Regions from separate parts of the Homo sapiens genome. Here region 2 is linked to region 1. A link is an interaction called in ENCODE POLR2A ChIA-PET data of the cell type or tissue named here. Cell type or tissue: Panc1. All regions are shown on one strand. Links, peaks and the distances in the headings refer to the core of each region. The heading gives the core; the rest is flanking DNA.

The links. ChIA-PET counts read pairs that join two places held together with the same protein. Peaks named below come from ENCODE experiments on the same cell type or tissue, not always from the same donor. Only the 100,000 strongest peaks of a DNase experiment are listed, where the experiment ranks them.
Region 2: POLR2A ChIA-PET joins it to region 1 with 14 read pairs; 2 of 35 experiments call an interaction of 5 or more read pairs at or near these places.

The regions. Positions count from the first base shown.
Region 1 is chr11:128,068,408-128,076,480 of GRCh38, reverse strand. No RefSeq gene overlaps it. Among named protein-coding and RNA genes, the nearest start is that of LINC02725, 23 kb to the left of the region's middle. In Panc1, for the core only: no CTCF peak of the experiment used is centred there; no DNase peak of the experiment used is centred there.
Region 2 is chr11:128,680,081-128,688,153 of GRCh38, reverse strand. It overlaps LOC101929538 (a long non-coding RNA gene), which reads left to right and starts at 1,232. Exons shown (of 2, transcript NR_135072.1): 1 at 1,232-1,927; 2 at 5,695-6,914. It also overlaps a transcript of FLI1 not described here. RefSeq lists a silencer at 970-1,169 and an enhancer at 1,927-2,066. In Panc1, for the core only: no CTCF peak of the experiment used is centred there; no DNase peak of the experiment used is centred there; H3K4me3 peaks cover 938 bases; H3K27me3 peaks cover 2,663 bases.

The sequences.
Region 1 (8,073 bases), core at 1,091-6,090:
GATTAAGGAAATGTGGCACATATACACCACAGAATACTATGCAGCCATAAAAAATGATGAGTTCATGTCCTTTGTAGGGACATGGATGAAACTGGAAACCATCATTCTCAGCAAACTATCGCAAGGACAAAAAACCAAACACCGCATGTTCTCACTCATAGGTGGGAATTGAACAATGAGAACACATGGACACAGGAAGGGGAACATCACACTCCGGAGCCTGTTGTGGGGTGGGGGGAGGGGGGAGGGAATAGCATTAGGAGATATACCTAATGCTAAATGACGAGTTAATGGGTGCAGCACACCAACGTGGCACATGTATACATATGTAACAAACCTGCACATTGTGCGCATGTACCCTAGAACTTAAAGTATAATAATAATAAAATTTAAAAAAAGAAAAAAGAAAAAAAAGAAAATATTTTATTTCTCCTTTGCTTATGAATCTTAATTTGGTGGATATGAAATTCTTGGTTGGAATTTCTTTAAGAATACTGAAAAGAAGTCCTTAATATTCTAACTTATATTATCTTATTGGTCAATTAATTATTAAGAGAGTTGTTAAAATATTTACCCTGTTTGCAAGTTTGTAAATTTCTTCTAAAAAATACTTTTTTACTTTATATATTTTGAGGCTGTTTTATTATATGCACACAAAATTTAGGTACTAGTAAATATACTGGTAAATCAAACTCTTAAAAAAATTAGTTAGTGGTTGTCTTTAGATCACTAAATTATTTGCTTAAAGTGTAAGACTATTATTAAATTCTATTATTAAATGGTATTGCATTATATTTTTAAAGTAAATATATCTGATACTTATTCTTCTATTCTCTTCTTTACAACCTTTATGTGTTCTTATATTTCAGAATAATTTCTTTTAGGCAGCACATAGTGAGATTGGTTTAAACAAGTTCAATATTCTGTCTTTTAACTAGAAAGTTTAATCTGTTCATAATTGCTATAATTGTATGTTTTATGTGTGTATGTTGTGTGTTTGTGAAATATTTCTAAATATTTTTTTCTCTATAGCCCTCATTTCATATTTCTTTTCTGTCTTTGAAAGTATTTATTGAATTTTTATATTCTGTTTTGCCCCTCTACTGTTTGATAAGCCACATACTAGTTCCATTCTTTAAGGAATTTCTACATATATGCGAACATAATATGCTAATTTATTATTTTTTCTTATATCTCAAAACATGCTTTAAGATCATTTTCTTCTACCTGAAGCATATCTTGCGAAAGTTACTTACTTGTGAGTCATTTGTGTCAACTCTGTTGTTTTTTGTTTTAATATAAATGTCTTTATTCTACTGTCTTTATTCAATGATTAGTTGAGATTCTCTCAGAACACTGAAAGCATAATTTTCCTGCTTTTACCACACTTGTTATTAAGAAGTCAGGGCTGAGTCTGTTCTTTCTTTATAGACAATCTATCTTTTTAAGCTGGGAGATTTTAATATCTTCTTTTCATTTTTTGTGTTTTGAAATTTTACCAGATTTATTGTCTTTTTTATCCTTCTTAGGATTCATTGAGCATCCCAAAGCTCAGGGCTTGTTTTTGTTTTTGTTTTTATTTTCCATCTTTTCTAGACATTTTTAATCCTTTTCTCATCAAATATGTTTTTCTGTCATAGAAAAACTTCACCTTTGATCAACTATTTGATAGTGCTTCTCATCATTTCCTCCGTCTCCTTATTTAATCTTTCCTATCTCATATCTCTTGATCTCTGTACAAAATTGTGATACTTTCTCTAGATCTATTTTATACTTCACCAACTGTTTCAGAATTACCATAGAATCTACTATTTAAATAATCTATTGATTTATAAAATTTTAATAATAAAATTTATCTTTTCTATAATCTTTTTAGTTATTTTCAAAGCTATCATTCCTTATTCATGTTTTCAATGCCCAGTCTAATTATTTAAACTATTTATTATTTACATTTTATATATGTATATTCTAATAAACAAGACTCTTGGGGGTAAAATTATGCTGTTTATTATTTCTGCTATCAAGTATGGTGGCTTGTTTCCTTTGGTTTGAGATTTGCGATTCGGAAGCCTTTCTTTGACTTAATGTCCTCTGTGAGTTATAATTCAAGTTCAGCCTCACCACCAATGAGAGCTCAGCCTGGCTGGTTTCCTTTATTAATCACTTGTGAAATAAGGATATAAAGAAGGTAAAGCTTTATTTATTTTATTTCAGAGGCAACGGTAGAGTTTGTTCCTCTATTGTTTCATAAGCCATGCACTAGTTCCATTCTTTGAGTAGTTTCTAAATATATGCATATTTTACTAAAAGTATAAGGTCAATTAATGTCTCTGAACTATAAGTTAACATATTAACTATTCTTATTATTATAACTTAGCAATTATTCTTTTTCTAATCTTTTAGAGCTATTATGTTTTATAACTCAAATTAGATATTATTGTTACTATATTGTAATCCAGTTGATTATTTATATCTCAAAACCTTAAGATTGTTTTCTATTACCTGAAACACATCTTTCAGTAATTAGTTTCAAATTCTAGTCCTATAATACCAAAGTATATTTCCCCCTTGAGCATGCTTTTAAGATTATAAATTTATGTTGCTACTGGGACCAAAAGGCTGCCTCGTTTTTCATATGTGGTGCATTTGTCTTTTTTTCTGACCTTCCAGAGGCAGCTGCATGAAAAGTGTCAGTACCATTGCTTTTTGCTACGAGTAGAAATGACACTAGCTGTAATTAAATCCCTATCATTTTAGAAATGGACAATCCTAAATTGCCACTTTTGTTTTCCTAAGCAAGAGTTTCCTTCTATGAGTGTCTTGCTTCACTATCATATTTAAATGTGTCTGTGTTTTCCATTGCCCGTTTACTCAAGCCACTATCTGCTCTTCCTTGGATTATGACAGAAGCCTCTTAACTGATGTCTTCATTCCTCTCAGATCTTTTCAGATCTGTTCTTATTATAACAAGTGCAAAAACTCAGGTACCAAATCAGTTCTTACAGAATTCAATTTTTATTTAAAAGAAAACCAAAACGAAGGAGAGTCTGAAGGATTGACAGGATATTTATTTAGCTATACAGTATTGTCAGTCTAAAAGGAAGGTACTGGGACAGGAAGAAGAGAAAAAAAAAGAAAGAAAAAACAAGATGGACGTGAATGAGATGGAAGGAGAAGAGGAGTATGGGTTGCAAGATGGAGGATGAGAAGATAAAAGGGCAACTGAAGGTGCTGTGGAGAAAACACTGTCCGTTTTTACCAATTTTTCTTTTGGGCAGGCCACATGAACTGACCTCAGTAATGGAGTGGAAATCACAGGGCGAAAGAGAGGAAAAGAGGAATGTCTTTCTTGCTCTTCAAAAGCTCAGGTATAATAAATCCTATGCAACGTAACAGTAGATCCCATTAGACCTTCTTGGGCACAGGCTAATGGGGTTTGGACAGGGTCCAGTGGCAATCCACAAACCTGCAAACCTCCCAGGCTGTGCTGTTTGCTTGAGTGTGAGCTGTTTGCAAGAGGGCAGGGGTATGTCTGGAATAGTTGAGCTGTTGTTTGGGGGCTGGACTGGCTTCTACTCAGGAAATGTTGGGAGAAAAACAGGTGAGAAAAAGTAAGAAGAGGAAATATACATGTATTGCCTAAAAGAAGAAACAGGACTAAGGACCTGACTAAATCTTACTCCCTCTATGACAAATTCCATTTCCAAGAAATACATGACTATCAGAACCTACTAGGGTAAACAAGTGTAAAATAAAATATTCTGTCACACTTAGCTGTCATTCCCAACAGTCTAGACTAGGAGAGTGTCCAGATGAGGGATAAGAACATAGATGTGGGGAAAAGAAAGAATAAAGTAGAAAGATAAATTCATTCTTCTGTATCTCCAAGTCACTCTCTTCTAACTGCAAGTGGTGCAATAAAGACTTTCAATGCACCTCAGCCCAATGCAGTACATATTTATCAAACTGAGCATTATTCCTAATATTACCTAAAGGTAAATCAACAGAAGCATAGCGAGTCCCCTGAACAAAACGGGTGTGTGTGAGTGTGTGTATTTGGGGGAATAGCTCATCCAACATTCATCTCCCTTCCTTTTCCTTAAGCTTGCAATTAATGTAAATCATGCCTTACCTGAATGAGAGACATTTTACAGTTGCACTGCTTGGGTTCCAAATCCTGACTCGGAGGCACTGAGAGGTTAACTAGCACAACTGGCAAGTACATTTTCCTCTGTGTGAAATGTGAGAATTTAGTTTGTAAATATAAGTGCTTAGAACAATTACTGGCACATTATAAAATGTTTGCTATAATGATCACATCTCCACTAAATCAAGTAAAATCTACTTCCAAGTTCTCATTCACCAAAGTTCTTAAGATGTGCAATACAAATGTTTTGGTAGCTCCTTCTTCCTCCCACATTAGAACAAAGACTCTGAGATTATGCAGTCCAGGTGAGAATGAGCAAGGAGGCCCATGATTGTAATTATTAAGCACACAGAGGTGCTGGCTCTAATACGAATTTACTACGTGGATCCTTCCTACAGCTCTCAAGAATGTGATACCTAGTGCCCATCCTCCACAAGCTCCAGAGAACCATAGACAATCTGAGGTCCAGGTACTGCCTGGCACAGTGTGCAAAGGAAGTACATGTCTTTTCCACATTACATTCCAAAGACTGTCCCTTTCTAATGAGAAAGATATCACCTTTGACAAGTTCTCCCTTCATCTCACAGTACAAGTTTCTATCCCTTTGCCTTCTGGGAGCATCCATCTTAATACTTTTCATAGGCCTAGGATTAAATCAACAAGGTTCTGTTAACTCCCCCATGAGTTTATGAAAAGCACAGTCCTCAACAGCCCACAGTTGTTATTCTGTTGAGATATTTATGTGTATATCTTCAGTCCATAGCAGCAAAATGTCACTACTTATTAATCTTAATGCCACTAAAAGTGGGAAAACTAAATAATATTTTACTCCAGATGACATCGCAAAGAGTAAATGGAAATATTGTTGCCAAAATATCATTCGTTTGTTTGAGGACTGATGTGACACAAAGGTAATGGGAACCCAAGTGCTGCCCTTACAGAAAGGGGAGTCCAACTTGGAAGTGACAAGCTTTAAACACAGGAGGCCTGCCTTAGTACAATGGCATGCAAATCTACCGCAGTTTAGAAAGACCCACGGTGACCCATGTTACTTTCATCAATCATATCTATTCAATCCCTGTTCTGCTCTACTTTCCAAATTGCCTTTTGATCAGATTTGTGGGCAAAGCTCAATACTTGAGTGGTATTTTCTTTCTTAGTGTTTGTCTCCAAAGTCTGTATTAATAGAAAATGAAGCAACAGACAACAATGCCTGGAAATGCAGGTGTCTCCATTTTAATAGGAGGCATCTGAGCAAAATCTCTGTGAAAGAACTGCCTGACTTGCTTCCAGGCCATTGTGAATATTTTGGTGGGAAAGCCTGCTTTGAATTAGGGACGGAAACATGCATATTCTTATATCCCCTCTCCTGACACCTGCCTAGGATTCACTGAGAGAGAATTACTAAGAAAGGAGTGATGGCCAAAGACCATGCAGGCTTTGTTGCTGTGGTAAAGTGGTCTTTTCTGTCTGCTCCAGATGTGGGCAAGAAAATACAAAGAAGTTTAAGAAGATTTAGTTTAAATAGAACTGGATTGATTCCAAAAGGCTTAATGTTTGCACAAGAGAATCCCAAATCAGATCTAAAACATAATCACTGCTTGAGTTCTTAGCCTTCCTATTAGCTATTAGATTCTGCTAATTATACTCTAAAGTGTGAGGAGTGTTTGCTTTGTTTCTTGAATCAAAGCACCAGTCTTTCCTAAAATGCATTGCCAACTTATAGCCATTTTCAAACTATTCAAGTGAGTCGATGGAATCTCTCTCCAGAGACAGTATTGCAAAGTGGTTGTGAACATAACCTTTGGGCTAGAAAGAGCTGAATTTGACTAAGAAATCTCTACTGACTTTGCGTAAATTATTGAACTCCCCATTGCCTCAAAAGTGAGGATGAGAAGTGTATCCTAAGAACTAAATGTTATAAGGGATAAAAAGTGCCTAGTATAGAGCCTGGTACATGTTGAAGTACTGTAGGATGATCATCATTATCTATGTGTTGTTGCTTAATTCTAGTAAATATATGATAAGTATTTGATATAGTACATACATGATCCATTCTGAATTGCTAGACTGATCCCTCAGCCAGGAAATGAAGGCATGAAGCCTTTATTTATTTATGTCTACTATAGTCAGTTACACAGCTAGAATTTTGTATCGCAAACCCCTTTGAAAATATAATTAAAGCCATTGATTCCCTTCCCCCCAAAGAAAAAATACAAGTTATAAAAACAGTACCAAGGTACAACAATGCTCTTAGCAGCACTATTCACAATAAGCAAAGGGTAGAAACAACCCAAATGTTCATTGCCAGATGCATGGATACATGAAATGTAAATATATACAATGGAATCAAAAATCATTCCATTAAAGGAAGGAAATTCTGACACATGCCACAACATTGATGAACCCAGAAGGCATTATGCTGCGTGAAACAACCAGACACCAGAAGACAAACACTGTATGGTTTCACTTACATAATGTACCTAGAGTAGTCAAATTCTTAGAGATAGAAGTAGAATGGCTGCCAAGAGCTAGGGCAGCAGGAAATTTGGGATTATTGTCTAATCAGTACAGAATTTCGTTTGAAATGCTAAAAATATCCTGGAGATGTATAATCATCATGATTCCATAATAATATGAATGGGCTAAATGCCACTGAGCTGTGTACTTAAAATGATAGAAATGGAAAATTTTATGTTAGGTGTATTTTTCCACATTAAAAAAAATAGTGCCAGAGATTTCTGGTTTAGGAAGTTTAGAAGAAGGCTTATGTTTTTTGATTTCGTTTTTTTAAATCAGCTTTATTGAGGTATTTTTACACACCATAAAATTTACCCGTTTTGAGAGAACAATTAGGTCAGTTTTAGTAAATTTATAGTTATACAATTATCCCATGATATGGTTTGGCTCTGTCCCCACCCAAATCTCATCTCGAATTCCCACGTGTTGTGGGAGGGACCTGGGTAATTGAATCATGGGTTCAGGTCTTTCCTGTGCTGTTCTCATGATAGTGAATAAGTCTCATGAGACCTGCTGATTATATAAGGGGGAGTTTCCCTGCACAAGCTCCCTTCTTTTGTCTGTCACCATGTGATAAGTGCCTTTCACCTTCTGCCATGATTGTGAGGCTTCCCCAGCCACGTGGAACTGTAAGTCCAATTAAACCTCTTTCTTTTGTAAATTGCCCAGTCTTGGGTATGTCTTTATCAGCAGCCTGAAAACAGACTAATACAGCAAATTGGTACCAGTAGGGTGGTGTGCTGCTGAAAAGATACCCAAAAATGTGGAAGCAACTTTGCAACTGGGTAACAGGCAGAGGTTGGAACAGTTTAGAGGGCTCGGAAGACAGAAAAATGTGGGAAAATTTGGAGCTACCTAGAGACTTGTTGAATGGCTTTGACCAAAATGCTGATAATGATATGGACAATGAAATCTAGGCTGAGGTTGTCTCAGATGGAGATGAGGAACTTGTTGGGAACTGGAGCAAAGGTGACTTATGTTTTAGCAAAGAGACTGTTGGCATTTTTCTCCTGCTCTAGAGATTTGTGGAACTTTGAACTTGAGAGAGATGATTTAGAGTATCTGGTGGAAGAAATTTCGAAACAACAAAGAACTCAAGAGGTGACTTGGGTGCTGTTAAAGACCTTCCGTTTTATAAGGGAAGCAGAGCATAAAAGTTCAAAAAATTGCATCCTGACAATGTGATAGAAAAGAAAACCCCATCTTATGAGGATAAATTCAAGCCAGTTGCAGAAATTTCCTTAAGTGACGAGAAGCCGAATGTTAATCACCAAGACAATGGGGAAAGTGTCTCCAGGGCATGTCAGAGGTCTTTACAGCAGCCCCTCCCATCATAGGCCCAGAGGCCTCAGAGAAAATGGCTTCATGGGCCAGGCCCAGAGTCCCTGTGCTGTGTGCAGCCCAGA
Region 2 (8,073 bases), core at 1,143-6,142, 610 kb before region 1:
GAGTGGGAGAGAGACTGCAGCTCCCCTCCCCGGGGCCATTTACAATCCTCAGTGCAGAGCTAGAAGTGAGAGCTCCTCTTGCCGGGCTCGGGTACTCCGAGTGGTGGGAGTACCCGAGTACTCTTCCTAAACTTCTCAGGAAAACTGGGGACAGCGAATCCGTGCGCGCCTTAGTCTAACCTTAAAGTATGCTCTGTAACCTCCTGGGAGTCATTTTGCTATCCATCCATTCACTGGTTATTGCTACATGAATTACACTGTATTTCATTCATTCATTCACTCACTCAGGCATTGTCAATGAAACACCCCTTTTTGGGCCAAGCCTCTAGGATTAGGCCTTCCCTTCCTGAAATGACGAGTGACTGCTTCACACGGGAAGATGCGTCCGTGTGACAAGTTTTCCTTTAGAGAGATCTGAGGAGGGTTGGACGCATAATTGGCAATCCTTGGACAGGACCCGAGAGTCTGCATCCCATCACACAGGGCCAGGGACTGCCCTGGCATTTGCCCGACACTCGAGGGAGCTCAGCTGGGCCTCACTGACCGGTCTGGGGAGCACTTGGAGGCGGGGCTTCAGGATGGGGAGGGCGGGGCAGAGATCTGGGAAAAGTATGCGGGTGTTTGCAGCACTGCGGAGAGTCCTTCCTCCTCCGCTCTCGGACTGACTCAGATGGTCCTAAGCTTTGGGTCCCTACTCGGAGGGCGTCAGGTCGCGGCTGCATGGCGTGAGGGGACCCAGTCACCGCCCCTCCCATGAGCAGGGCCTCCTGGTGCGCACTCCCCGCCCCACCCAGCCAGCGGATTTTCATTTAACTTGTAACCCAGGTGTCCCAGCTTCAGTTTGTTTACATTCTTGGAAACTGTTGTGGAAAAGAAAAAAAAAAACCAAAACCCTTCGATGTGCTGTCAAATATAGCAATCTGCGCTTCCGAAGGGCGGGCGGGGCCAAAGAAGGTGGGCTCGAGGACTGAGCGCGTGTCTCACCTGTAGGAGAAGCGCGTGGCGCCCGCATACCCGCACACAACCCCACATACACACGCCCACATGCAAACAGGCGCACGCATGCACACATGCACAGACGCGCTCACACACAAGCGCGCGCACGCGCTTAATGCAGGGAACACGCTGTGCGCCAGCCGCTCAGAGCACCCCACCCGTTGGGACCTGACGCGGCGAGCTGCTCGGTCTTCCTGCACAGGCTTCGCCAGGCTCTCCTGCTCCAAGTTTCCCAAACACTAGCCGCCAGGAGCGTTGCTTCTCAACCTAGGATTCCCGAGGGTCTGTGCCACTCTCATCTGGCCAGGAGCGCCCTAGCTTGAGATCCACGAGCCGAGAGTAGGGCCCACTTCCACCCCTACCCCTTTTTCCCGGGGAAAGGGAAAAGGGACCATAGGCCCGGGTGGGGTAGAAGCTGGGGGTCATCACCTGTTTAAAGACGCTGCCATGTCTTACCTTGATGTAAGACGACGTGTCGGGGACTGTCTGAAACATCGTGGGTAGCTAAGGGTCGGGAACGCCCAAGAACCAGCCTGGGAGGGAGAAGCCTCGGTTACCCGCGAGTGGAGCGAGGGAGAGACGGTGGGATGGTGATGAAGTGGGGATGCAGATGGAGAGACTGTAGGGGTTTGGGAAGCTCAGATCCGCCTAGTCCGGCGAGGGAGGGTCCGAGTGGTTGGGTGTTGAGCACTCTCCCTACGCCTCAGTCCCGTCCCCGGGCTTCAGGCCAGGGGACGGTGAGAACTGAGAGCCACCTCACACCATTGGGTCTCCTCCCTACAGTCCTTTTACTCTCCCCTGCCCGAAATCAGACTGCCGCCTCCCCCAGGGCCTGGGCAGTTTCGAACTGGGGATGCCCGCAGCTTGTTCTGGAAACCAGGATGTTCTAGTTCTTGGTGCGTGTTGAGGAGAGAACGCGACCAGGACAGAGGTAGGACTCCCCTTTCTTGCAGGCTGAGGAGCAGAAGCTTACAGAGCTGCCAACACTCGCCCCTCAGTGCACAGACCTGCTTGACTTCCTCACCACCCTTTCTCTGCCAGCATCCAGCTGCGCTGCTCTTCCCTGCTGGTGGCCCGGGGACGGAGGAAGACTAACGCAAGGTTAGGGAGGTCTGTGGAGGCCCCTTAGAAAATAGGTTTTTGGGAAGAGACTGCTACAATGACTGTCAGGTCCTCATTTTTAGTGGCAGGAGAGTCTTACTTAGGTCTGATAATTTGGGCTGGAAGGCGCAAAAGCCACCCTAGGTTGCCAGGTGCCTCTGCGTGAGTGGGTCTCTCCCTGACTTAGCCCAGTCTGGCGGCCGTATCTCTCCTCTTCCTTTCCTTCCTTCTCTTAACCATCTTTAACGTGGCGGCTCACAGCTTCTCTGGCAGCCAATGTGTTTCTGATAAAGCACTTTTCTCCCCACTAACAAATTCCAGCTTTTTTTTTTTTTTTTTTTTTTTTTTGGCTCCTCAAGCCACAAGAGAACACACACTAGTGCAGGGACAAGGTATATTCCTCGGGCCCAGAGATTCCCTTCGCCGCCTCCGCCCAGGCGCACTTTCTTCAGTCTCTCCCCCAACCCCAGCGACCCCACCGGTCCCCTACATTTTTTTTTTTGAAAGTCGAAGTGTAATTTACAAGAAAACAGAGAGGAAAGAAGGAGAAAAAAGAAAGCCGGAGAAAGGAGAAGACCCCAAAGTCCCACATTTCCCGACTGCAACCAGAACAAGCAGCGAGACACACTGAGGCGCCCCGACCCTGCATCGCCCCCAGAGGATCGGACGCAAGTGGGCACTCACCTTAGGCACCCTTTCCTGCTAAGCCCGCAGGAGCGGAACTCCGGGCAGCTCCAGGATGTGTTAGTTCTTGGTGCCTATCCTGTGTGCCCAGAGCTCCCAGAACCCAGCCAGTGAGGAGTTAAACCTGCTGCGTGCCTGGAGTCAAAGTTTGCCTCTCTCTAGGGCCTGCCCACAAGCAGCCTCAGCTCAGGCGCATCCTGGGGGGCTGCAGGAGCCGCTGTGCAGGAGCTATGCGTGCACTGAAGCTTTCCCCTTCGCTGCCTCCCGCCAGCTCTCTGGGTCCCACTCCCTCTTCCTTTCTCTTTCCCTTTCTTGTAATTTGATTTCCGCTTTCTTATCAATATTCCAACTGCTGTCTGATGAATTATTCTTACAGGACAGCCACCAGTTTGCCCCCAGCTGCTTTTCTAGAAACCACTCGGTGTTACTAGGAAACTTTAAAGAACGCTAGAAATCATGAACGCATATCATAAATAAAGACATACAACTAAGCGAAGCCAAAAGAAGACATGCAGACCCAGGCTTCTTTGAGCTGATTATTTATTCTTTGAAAGTTCCAAATTATCGATATGCAAGTAATCATTCCTCAAACTTGATATCGGTGAAGTTATCTTTTACTTTTTGAGCCCTTATGTTTTTCTTTCGTAAGGGTTACTCCTTCCCCTTATTGAGTCCTATTGCGCCCGCCCTCCCAACCACCACCGAGAATACACCTCTTCTTGATCCACTTTTTCTAGGCAGTATCTATAAGAGCAAAGTGGATTGCAAATGCCATAGAAATAGCCATATTATGAGGTTTTAATTTAAAAAACCTCAAACATTTAAAAGCATTCTTGTTAAGGAGTTGTTTCTGGGTTGTCAAATTTGTGTTTTCTTAAAATTTGGAACGTTGCTCATTCTTTCACTCGAATGGGGCTCAGATTTCTGAGTCAATGCTCATATGGGCCCTTTCCACTGCCCAATCCCAGGGCCATTACCCACAAAATAGAATCTGCATTGCTGAGTTGGTTGTGCTTTGGGGTGGGCGGCACCCCACCCCTCACTCTCCTCTGTGGATCTCTGGCAACAGGGAGTTGTTCACAGTTGTTTCTAACCTGGGTGTGGGGGGGGGGGCAGGGTGGCAGGGGAGAGGTGACAGGTAAGGATGGAGATGGGAGTATGTCAGTTAGCAAAAGCAAACCCCACAGCTTCCTGCACCACTCTGAGTTGGCTTCTGTTTCTCAAGCGTTCTCTTCCTTCCTTCTTGGGTACCCAGATCCCTGACTGCTTTGCTCTGGAACCTTCGAGAAAATTTATTTAGTACCTGCTCCCCCTACCCCCTTCCCCAATTGGCTCTGGACATTTCTGACCAAAAGGCAATTAGTAGGATTCCATTTCAGGAGAAAACACACCTATCATCCAGATCTCCCCACGTGGGGGGTATGAGGGCTGGCGGCAGGGTTATTCGTTATTTCCTTCTCAACAATATCCCGATTTTTCTCTCCCATCCCTCCCCCAGAGTTCCACATATTGAAACATTTTGCTGCTTAATAAGAGCAGCCGGGAGAGCAATGAGGTGAAAGGCCAGCCTGGGACTGTGACTGGGGCTGCCTGGGCTGGGCACAGAGGGCTGGGCTGCCCCCCGCCCCACATTCCTGACCATTGCTTAGGAAAACAAGACAGGGGGCCTGGGGAGGGGGGGGGCCTGAAGGACTAGAGCCACTGCCCCAGATTTTTGTTCTTGGGATTCTTGGGGAGATCATCTTCCCTCCCAAAGGAACAAGCATGCTATTCCAAACAACTGCAAATAAAACAGTAGATGCTCCTATATCAGATAATGCATCCTACCCTGATGTCATGCATTTTGAAGATAGATTATCTTTAGGAAACCTGGAGACTTGAAAATGAAGGCTTCAGCTGTATTAGAGAAAGTGAGGACTAAACAAATTGTCGAATATCTCACCATCCTCAGTTTTTCCCCTTCTTCCCTCCCTCCCTCCCTCCCTCCTTTTCTTCTTCCCTCCTTCCCTCCTTCCCTCCTTCTTTCCTTCCTTCCTTCCTTCTTTTCCTGAGAGAGATTTCTAAGAGATCACTTGGGTACATCCTTCTAGATTTGAAGCTCTTCCTTCTTCACATTTTCACAGTTGTTATTGCATCCTTATTTGTAGATGTATCTGTTTAATGTTTGTCTCCTTCCAATACCTTGTAAGCTCCCTGAAAGCAAAAGTTGAGCTTGTTTTGTTCACAGCTAGACACCCAACGTTCACACTGATATCCTTAGGCAGAGAAGTGGAACAACTATTAAGCTACCTCCCTTCTGTCTAACCAATAACTCATAACAGAAATATAAAACAAACAAAACAAAAGTGTCACATTGTTATTAAGGAAAAACTGACAGGAAAGTTTTACCTGAGTGATACTGATTCATTTTCTGCTTTGCAGGGAGGGTTACATAAAATCAGTGCTCATGGGTCTGCTTCATTTGTGCATAAATGGTTTAACTAGAGAGATCATGCCCCTTCCAAGCACCCTGGGAGATGGTCACAGATGGAGAGGCCAGTGTCCTAGGCTTTGTACGAAACTCATGTGTGTGTGTGTGTGTGTGTATGTGTGTGTGTGTGTCCTATTTCCCATTCTTCCTGTGATTTTAGAAGCCAGAATGGGTGCTCATTCCAAGGGTTAGGCAAATGATCAAAATCTTGGTGGTCTTAGGAAAACAGATGAGCTGAGAATGAACTGAGGAAGAATCTGAAGTTCCTTTCAAACAGGGTTTAAGAAATGGACATACACCTGGAAGCCTGCTGTGTGTGTGTATGTGGTGGGGGGTGGTGATGGGAAGGGTTGTGACATGCTCACTGGGAAAGTGAGCCCTAGCCACCCAGTCCAGGGTCAGGGGTGGGGTGAGAGTGGAACCCAGGCTATCTTATTTTCCAGGAGGATATGGCCAACTCCCTTTGTCACCTGGAGCCTTCAATTCACCGGAAGAAAATTGCTGAAATTGGCAACAGCTGCCATGAAACAGGAGCAAGAGAGAGGCAGCTGGGGGCAGGGAGGACTCATTAAAGCCAACTTACCCCTCAAAAGGGAGAATGGGGTGGGGAGGGGGTTCTTGCCCCACAGTTATGCTCCCTCGCCAGCCTATACCAAGCTGCTTCCCTGGGCCATAGATTTGCAATGCAGAGCCTGGGTAGAAAGAGACTCTCGTGTGGAGGTTACAGCAGCAAGAGATTGGAATCCAAGAAGGGCACTCCAGTAGGAGAGCAGGAGAAGATATCTGGGCAGTGCCCCTCTGAATCATCCATGCACTCCATCATTCTGAGCAAGACAATTAGGACTTAGCTTCCTTCTTTGGCAAATGAGAGGGCTACATTATATCATCATGAAATACTTTCAAATTTGAACATGCTATACTTCTGTAAGATTATTTAGCCCGGGGAAAGGATATGAACATAAGGCAAATTAATGTTCTAGGATTAGGAACTTTGGGTTCCAGTCTTGGTTGTGCTCCTGATGACGGGCACTATGGGCTGAATTTTATCACTTCCAAATTCACAAGTTGAAGCCCTAAGCTCCAATACTTCAGAATGTGACGCTGATGGGATACAGGGCCTTAGAAAGGGTGAACAAGGTAAAATGAGATCATAGGGTGGGCCATTATCCACTATGACTGGTGTCCTTATAAGAAGAGGAGATTAGGTCACAGACATGTGCGATTACAGAGGAAAGCCCGTGTGAGCACACAGTGCAAAAGCAGCCACCGACTAGCCAAGAAGGGAGACCTCAGAAGACATCAACTTGCTGATAACTTGATCATGGACTTTCAGCCTCCAGAACTTCGAGGAAATCAATTTCTGATGCTCCAGCCACGAAATCTATGGTACTCTGTATGGCAGCTCTAGTAAACCAATACAACTGTGGAATAATATTTTGCCATGATTTGGTTTCTCCAAGTAAGTAAAAGGGAATAAACAATGGTGACTCGTTTCACTCAACCCTTCTAGAACCTACTCTGATGATCAGTATCTATTATGAACCCACAATGTGTTTTGTTTTGTTTGTTTTGCTTTGCCATGTGTGGCTTTGTGTATAAAGCAAAGCAGTGCTCCTGTCTTTATGGTTCTTTTCACTCCACATAAAATCCAAAACCACCCTGAGTTTCTGCCTCCTTTGTGGATTTTCTATTCTTTTTGCTTTTAATGATGGTGAAGGAAGAAAGCCACTTCCTGTGCTTCAAACAAGCAATTTCAGATTTTAAAGGGTAGCCAACAGGGAGTCACCCTCCTTATCTCTCATTATCTGCATCCTCTTGTAGCCCTTGACAGGCTGCAAACCTAGATTGAGCTCCCGGGCATTTCAGGGAGAGAGAAGGGGTGGGAAATCTAGTGAGCGAGATAAGTTCAGGAAATAGAGGCAGTAACTAGAGCAAGGACCATGGAAAGAATGATCAGACAGGGGTCGCTTTGGATTCCAGGATGTGTGTGACCTTCGATTCCCATCATGTACCAACACACACACACACACAGGCAGAGAGAGAGAGAGAGAGAGAGAGAAAGAGGCACACTCATACATATCCCAGGTGTAGAAGAAAATCCTTGGATGGGTAGCAGGAGGGGCAAAAGAGGGGCTGCTGGGGCGAGGGATCTGCCATTCATACCGGTATAGCAGAAAAGTTCTCCCACAAGCAAACAGATTTACCCTCCTCCCATTCATAAATCAAGCATATGTAATGTGCCCTAGGATTGAGGATGCAGAGGTCAGGTTATTGGAGGACAAATAAGATTATGCATTAAAGCAAAGAGGAGTTCTAAGACCAAAGTTTTATGTACTGTATTTTCATCCCTCCAACTCCCTTAGCAAATTTTTCTTCTCAAGTTTGTCTCTTCATAAACATCAATTAATTTATTATATTTTATTACATAATCTCTGAGGCCTATTCTAGCTTAAAATTACATAATTCTAAGGAGCACATTGCTAGTTTCATCTATGGTTATATATTTTTTCAGGTTATTGGGAAATATTCTCCATTGCTGCTCCTGTTTAAAAACTATGGAATTAATCCTTTGCAATAATTTCAGTATGATTCTTAAGAGTGGAATGCTTTTTCTGATGGAATCAGTCATTCATTCGTGTGTCCTGGGGAGAAAGGAGTGAAAAGGACCTGAGTAATATCACTTTGCTATTGATGAGAAGGCAAAGATTTGCAAAGATTGCTATCTTTTCTTTATCAATCTGGCCTTACTCAACCCTGAAAAGGAGGAAAGAGAACAGAATTAAAAGAAAGCATAAAGTTTGGGACTCCTTGTAGAAAAAGCA